2 separate regions of the Homo sapiens genome follow, and region 1 is linked to region 2. Evidence: chromatin loops called from intact Hi-C (ENCODE). Cell type or tissue: CD4-positive, alpha-beta T cell. All regions are shown on one strand. Links, peaks and the distances in the headings refer to the core of each region. The heading gives the core; the rest is flanking DNA.

Region 1 (2,915 bases), core at 120-2,619, 74 kb before region 2:
CCAAAACCAGCACAGGCAGCCTAAAGTTCATCAGCCCCGTGAGTGTGGTGGGGCTGGGAAGAGGCTTGCGTTCGTGGCCAGGGATGTCAAGAGAGGCCCTACATAGGGAGGAAGCAGGTGAGAGGAGCTGCCAGGAGGTTTCCTGTCACCTGTCAGTCATCCACGGCTGGTAACAAATGACCACAATGCAGTGGCATAAACAGTATTTATGATCTTGTAGTTCCTGTGGGGCAGGAGTCAGAGCTCAGGTTAGCAGGGGCTTTGGTTCTGGTCTCACAAGGCTGCAATTAAGACGCTGACCAGGGTGCATTCCCCTCTAGAAGCTCGACTGTGAAAGAATCCACCTCCATGCTCACATAGGTGGTTGCAGAATCCATCTCCTAGTGTTTGCAGGATCACTGGCCCCAGGTCCTTGCTGTCCATCATTTGGAGGACACCCTCAGTTCCTCGAGGTCATTCTCAGCTCCTAGAGGTCATCCGCAGTTCCTTGCTGGCAGGTCTTTCTTGCTTCATCAAGCCAGCAAGGAGAACCTCCAGTGTGAGTCTCCTGGAGAGGCGGCATCCAGGGTAGTGCAGTGTGATCACAGGCATGGTGTCCCTAACCCCTGCAACTGGCACATTCTGCTGAGTAGAAACCAGCCGCAGGTCCCATCCACCCTCACAGGGGAGGAGAGGCTGCCAGGGTGACAGTGCCAGGAGGGGACTGCCAGGACCCCCTTAAAGCCTGGGCTCCAATCCTGACAAACGTCCATCCTCAGGACATGCAATTCTAACTCTCATAGTTAGGTTTTCAGTTGCAATAATATATTTTAAAATATCAAGCTTCTTTTGAGTTTTACTCCTAAAAAATCTGAATAACCTCTTTTAATCTAAACAATTTTTCCTGCTAATTGTTAGTTTTATTCTACTAAAATTTGTCCAGTAGCATGTTTTCATGCACCATGTAAAGACAATTTTTTGAAGAGGACTCTCTCTCCCATAAGCTCCTGATCAGCTGGGGGTGACAGGACATCAAGGAGCTGTTTGTTCCCCCAGGATCCTGCCTCTGTCTCCAAGGCTGGGAGGTAGGTGGGGCCTCTCGAAGGCCTGCTGAGGAGGGAGGCGGGCCTGTGGGCTTGAGTGGTTGGCAGAGTGCGGGGGGTGGGGGGCCTGAGACGGATACATCAAACTGTGGGTCATTTATCTGTACTAATTATGTCATCAGAAATGCAGGTGAAAAAGGATGCATGAAGATAGTTTATTTTTATTTTTTAGTTTAAGTTCCAGGATACATGTGCAGAGCGTGCAGGTTTGTTACATAGGTTAACGTGTGCATTGTGGTTTGCTACACCCACTGACCTGTCCTCGAAGTTCCCTCACCTCGCCCTCCATCCCCCAGCAGGCCCTGGTGTGTGTTTATAAGGATGATTTCCTTCTCCCTAGCAAGACTTCCATGTGACAGGTGGAGGCCTCTTCCCACGGCCAGGCCCCTGCTTGCAGCTCTTCTCACTCCTGGCTCCTGCCTTCTCCAGGGCCCACGCTGGCTCCTGCATCCTCCACCTCAGTCACCCTGGGCCCCTTCCTGCAGGCACATCATGTGCTTATGTCTCTCCCACTTAAACAGCACATTAAAAAGTAAGAACAGGGCCACATGCGGTGGCTCAAGCCTGTAATCCCAGCACTTTGGGAGGCTGAGGCGGGCGGATACCCTGAGCTCAGGAGTTCAAGACCAGCCTGGGCAACATGACGAAACCCGTCTCTTCCAAAAAAAATACAAAAAAAAAAAAAGAAAAAGTAAAGTAAGAACATTTCTTGGTTCCCTTGCCCGCTCCAAGTGCTGCTTATTTCTTCTCTTCACATCCTTCCTTCCTGAAAGAATCATCTATCTTCTTCCTCTTCATCTGCTATCTCCCCTCAGATGGAGTCCCTGCCGTCCTCTCTGCCTTCCTCTTCTGTTCTTCCTTCATCCCACGTTTCCCTGAGCTCAGCGATGTCCTCTTTGATGGTAAAGGAAGCAGATACAACCCAGCCTTGGTTTTGCTTGGTCCGTCTCTGCACTGGACATAGGAGAGCTTGACCTGCCCTTTTCCTAGACCTCCCAGCTGCTCCTCTGCATCCCGTCCCTCCTGGCTGCTGCGGCTGTTTCCTTTGCAGGCTTTGGCTCCTCACGTGACCACTTCCTGTGCTCTCTCTGCATACATCTGCCACAGTTTTTATAAGTGTTCTTGTGTGATTAGACAATTCTGTTATAATATATAATTTTGCTAATGTAAAACATCAAATCTTCGTGTCTCGATGATCTCATCAGAATGAGCCTGCCTGGGTTCTCTGTGCTTTCCAGCCTCTGCTCCTCGCCCCTTTCCCTCTTCTCCGAATCCCCTTTCTAGACAACCTTCCCTAATCCCCCCAGTAGAGAATGATCCTTTCTTCTCTGAATTTTCTTCACCTTTCTATCAGACTTTCTTATGTCTTTTGTCACTTTTAACCTTGTTTTACATATTTTCATCTGTATAAGCTTCTCAGAGGCAGTGGGAGATGTATTCATCTTTGTGGCCCTATGTAAAATCTAACAAGTCATTTAAAGGGAAAGAATGTCTGCCCCACACTCTACCCCTAGAGACAGCACCTGCCCACACCTTACCCTCTATTTCCTTATGTGCAAAATGGAAATAGAACACCCATTTTTAGGTCTAATGTAATGAGGAGATAGCACACACATAGAATTACTAACATAATGTCTGGTACATTTAAGAATTCAATAGACACAGCAACTGCTATTATTATCATTAGGAACAGGAGGTAAGAATATTTGTTAAATGAATAAATGAATAATTGTATCAAGAAATTCCTTAAGATAGGAAGGAAACAAAGCGAAGTAGGTGAACAAACAAATCAAAAAGCAGCCAGCCACCCGGCCAATCCATTTAACTTCCTTC
Region 2 (2,915 bases), core at 115-2,614:
TACTTAGAGCTCATATCAGATTTGATAGTTTCGTAGGTTTGCTGCACTCCATCTTCTGTCCTTGCACACAAACTGAAATCAACGACAAAAACATAACCCCCGAGGAGGCGCCCACAGGAACACAGCTTAGGAAGCATGCCGTGGCCCTGCTGAACCCTGGGGAGCAAGAAGGAAGAAGAGGTCGACCTTGTCCCTTGCTCCTCCAAGCAACTCCCAGCTGTGCAGAGCCTCAGCCTGTCTTAGAGAAGCAGCTGGAGGCTGTCTCTCTTTGGGGTACAGCAGTTCCCTAAAGCCCAAGCCTTCCTGACTAGCACAGGCTCCGTGTTCTGGGTGGTCTCAGGAGTCTTCTGCCGGGCTTGGAGAGACTTAACAGAGACAGCACTGAGCCCCAGCTCGAACGACTGCCTGTGGGCTGAGGAAATCCTCAGAAGGCAGGAGCCAGGCTGAGGATACTGATTAGTAGTTCAGACATTCAGGCCTGGGGATGGATGTAGTCACAGCCTCTCAGCTAGCTAGTGTAAAAACCTTCTCTGTAAACAATGTCACCACCGGGAGGAGATTCTCTCCCGGAGAAGGGGATATGCATACATGCACATGTTTGAGCACTGGTACTCACACACTTGCATTTACAAGGACTTGTAGCCCTTGTCGTGCACCACAGCCACCTCCTGGTCACTGACCTGGGCCCCAGCCAGGAGGGTCCTATGCTTGGCTTCAGTCTCTGCTGTCACCATCTTGAAATCCCTCTTTATTTATTTTATTATTATTTTTTTAATGCAAGTGCTCACTCACACACTTGGATTTACATGCACAAGAGTACAGATGCATATGCGCACATCCCAAATTAAAGGCGTCCAGAGATTGAAATGACACTGGCTAGCTGTTCTAGATGCAAAGTGAACACAATCTGTGACGCCCCCTAAAACAAAAACTGACTGTCCATACATTGCCACATTATATAAGAATTCCGCTTGCCATAAGGCTGGTGGAGCCATGTCTTAAAATGCGTGCTGTGCTCTCTTTAAAACTGTCAGAGGATTTGCATGCCTGCAGCAGCACAGTCAGCTTCAGAGCATCGTCATTACCCTCCAGAGAAGCAGGCATCTTTTCTGTTGCAGCGGTGCTGCCGTTTTGGTGGCCAGAATAGTCTTCTCCCACCGCCCCTCCCACCCCCGCCCCTCAGAGCACCCTCTGCACCCTCATAGACCCTTGTTTATGCACAGAACAAGCAGAGCACAGGTGAGGGCTAGAGGCCGCGCGCGGCACGTAGGGGGTTGTTGATGACGCCCGCTACTCCGGTGCATGCTGGGGATTGTAATTCACGCCCGTGACGCCAGGCAGGCGCAGCCCTGGTGCAGTGCATCCTGGGGATTGTAGTTTACGCTTGCTACTAAGGGCGGTCGCAGTGCATGCTGGGGATTTAGTGCGCCCTGGCACCATCTTGCTTGCATTCTGGGTAGAGTCATGGGGTTTGGGGCGGTGTCCTCAGTGCGCAGAGCGGCTTAAATCAGAGGCTGAGCCCGGCGCTTCCATATCACGCTGTACTCTAGCTAAGGACTGGGAAGCAAGTCTATCCAAGGCTCCTTCATGTAACCACGCGGCAGTTGGCAGGCACTAGTCCTAGACAACTGAGTTCTCCCTGAAGAAGAGTTAAAGCAAAATAAAAACTCACAAAAAGGAAAACAACACGAATAAAAAGAACTAGCATGGGACCTAAAGGACGTTGCTGAACAAGGAAAAGAGCCCATCAGGTAGAAGACCCAGAGGAACACCAGGCCTCTGAAAACTATTTCTGAACCTAAAATAAAGATATTTAGAAAACTGTTTAGGATCTTTCTTTAAAAAAATAATAATAATAATTTTAGTTTTAATGATTGACAAATGAAAATGAAATACGTGTATGGTGTGCAAAATGACGTTTTAATATATGTATACATTGTGGAATGAATAAATCAGGCTAATCAATATCCACTACCTCACATACTTTGTGTGTGTACCTTGCGAACATTGAAAATGTAGTCTTAGCAATTTTCAAGTATGCAATACATGTTAATATATTAATAATATAATTAATATAGTTAATGATTAACTATAATCACCGTGTTATACAATAGATCTCCTCAGCTTATTCCTCCTAATGACAATTTTGTATGCTTTGATCAGCCTCTCCCCATGCCTCCCTGCATTTCCCTCTGCCAGGATAACCACCATTCTACTCTCTTCTATGAGTTTGATTTTTTTGGATTCTCTATAAAACTGAGGTCATGCAGGATCTGTCTCTCTGTTTCTGGCTTATTTTACTGAGCTTAATGTCCTCCTAGGTCATCCACATTGTCACAAATGATAGGATTTCCCCATTGTGTTAAGGCTGAATAGTATTCCATTGTGTATATATGCTACCTATTCTTTATCCATTTACCTGTTGATAGGTACTTGGGTGGATTCCATATCTTGGCTGTTGTAAATAATACTGCAGGGAGCATGGGAGTTCGGTCTGTCTTTGACATACTGATTCCATTTCCTTTGTATATAGCCAGAAGGTGAAATGCTGAATCATATGGCAGCTCTACTTAACTTCTTGAGGAGCTTCCATACTGCATTCCATAATGGCTGCACTAATTTACGTATCCATCAACAACGCAAGATTCTCTTTCCCCACATCCTCCCATATCCTTGTTACCTCTTGCCCTTTTGATAACAGGCATCGTAACAACAGGTATGAGGTGATATTTTATTGTGGTTTTAATTTGCATTTCCCTGATGATTAGTAATGTTGAGCATTTTCTCATACACCTGTTGGCCATTTGTAGCCTTATTTTGAGAAATGTCTTTTCAGGTTCTTTGCCCATTTTTTAATCAGGTTTGTTGTTTCCTTAGTATGGAGTTTTTTTGAGTTTCTTGTGTATTTTAAATAT

What was found. Hi-C counts contacts between places; a loop is a spot of excess contacts. Peaks named below come from ENCODE experiments on the same cell type or tissue, not always from the same donor. Only the 100,000 strongest peaks of a DNase experiment are listed, where the experiment ranks them.
Region 1: it touches region 2 in a loop (3-fold over the local background); 2 of 110 quality-filtered maps call a loop at or near these places.

Annotation. Positions count from the first base shown.
Region 1 is chr2:2,685,645-2,688,559 of GRCh38, reverse strand. No RefSeq gene overlaps it. Among named protein-coding and RNA genes, the nearest start is that of MYT1L, 360 kb to the right of the region's middle. In CD4-positive, alpha-beta T cell, for the core only: no CTCF peak of the experiment used is centred there; no DNase peak of the experiment used is centred there; H3K4me3 peaks cover 351 bases.
Region 2 is chr2:2,612,012-2,614,926 of GRCh38, reverse strand. No RefSeq gene overlaps it. Among named protein-coding and RNA genes, the nearest start is that of MYT1L, 280 kb to the right of the region's middle. In CD4-positive, alpha-beta T cell, for the core only: no CTCF peak of the experiment used is centred there; a DNase peak (open chromatin) is centred at 1,366; H3K4me3 peaks cover 1,016 bases; H3K27ac peaks cover 682 bases.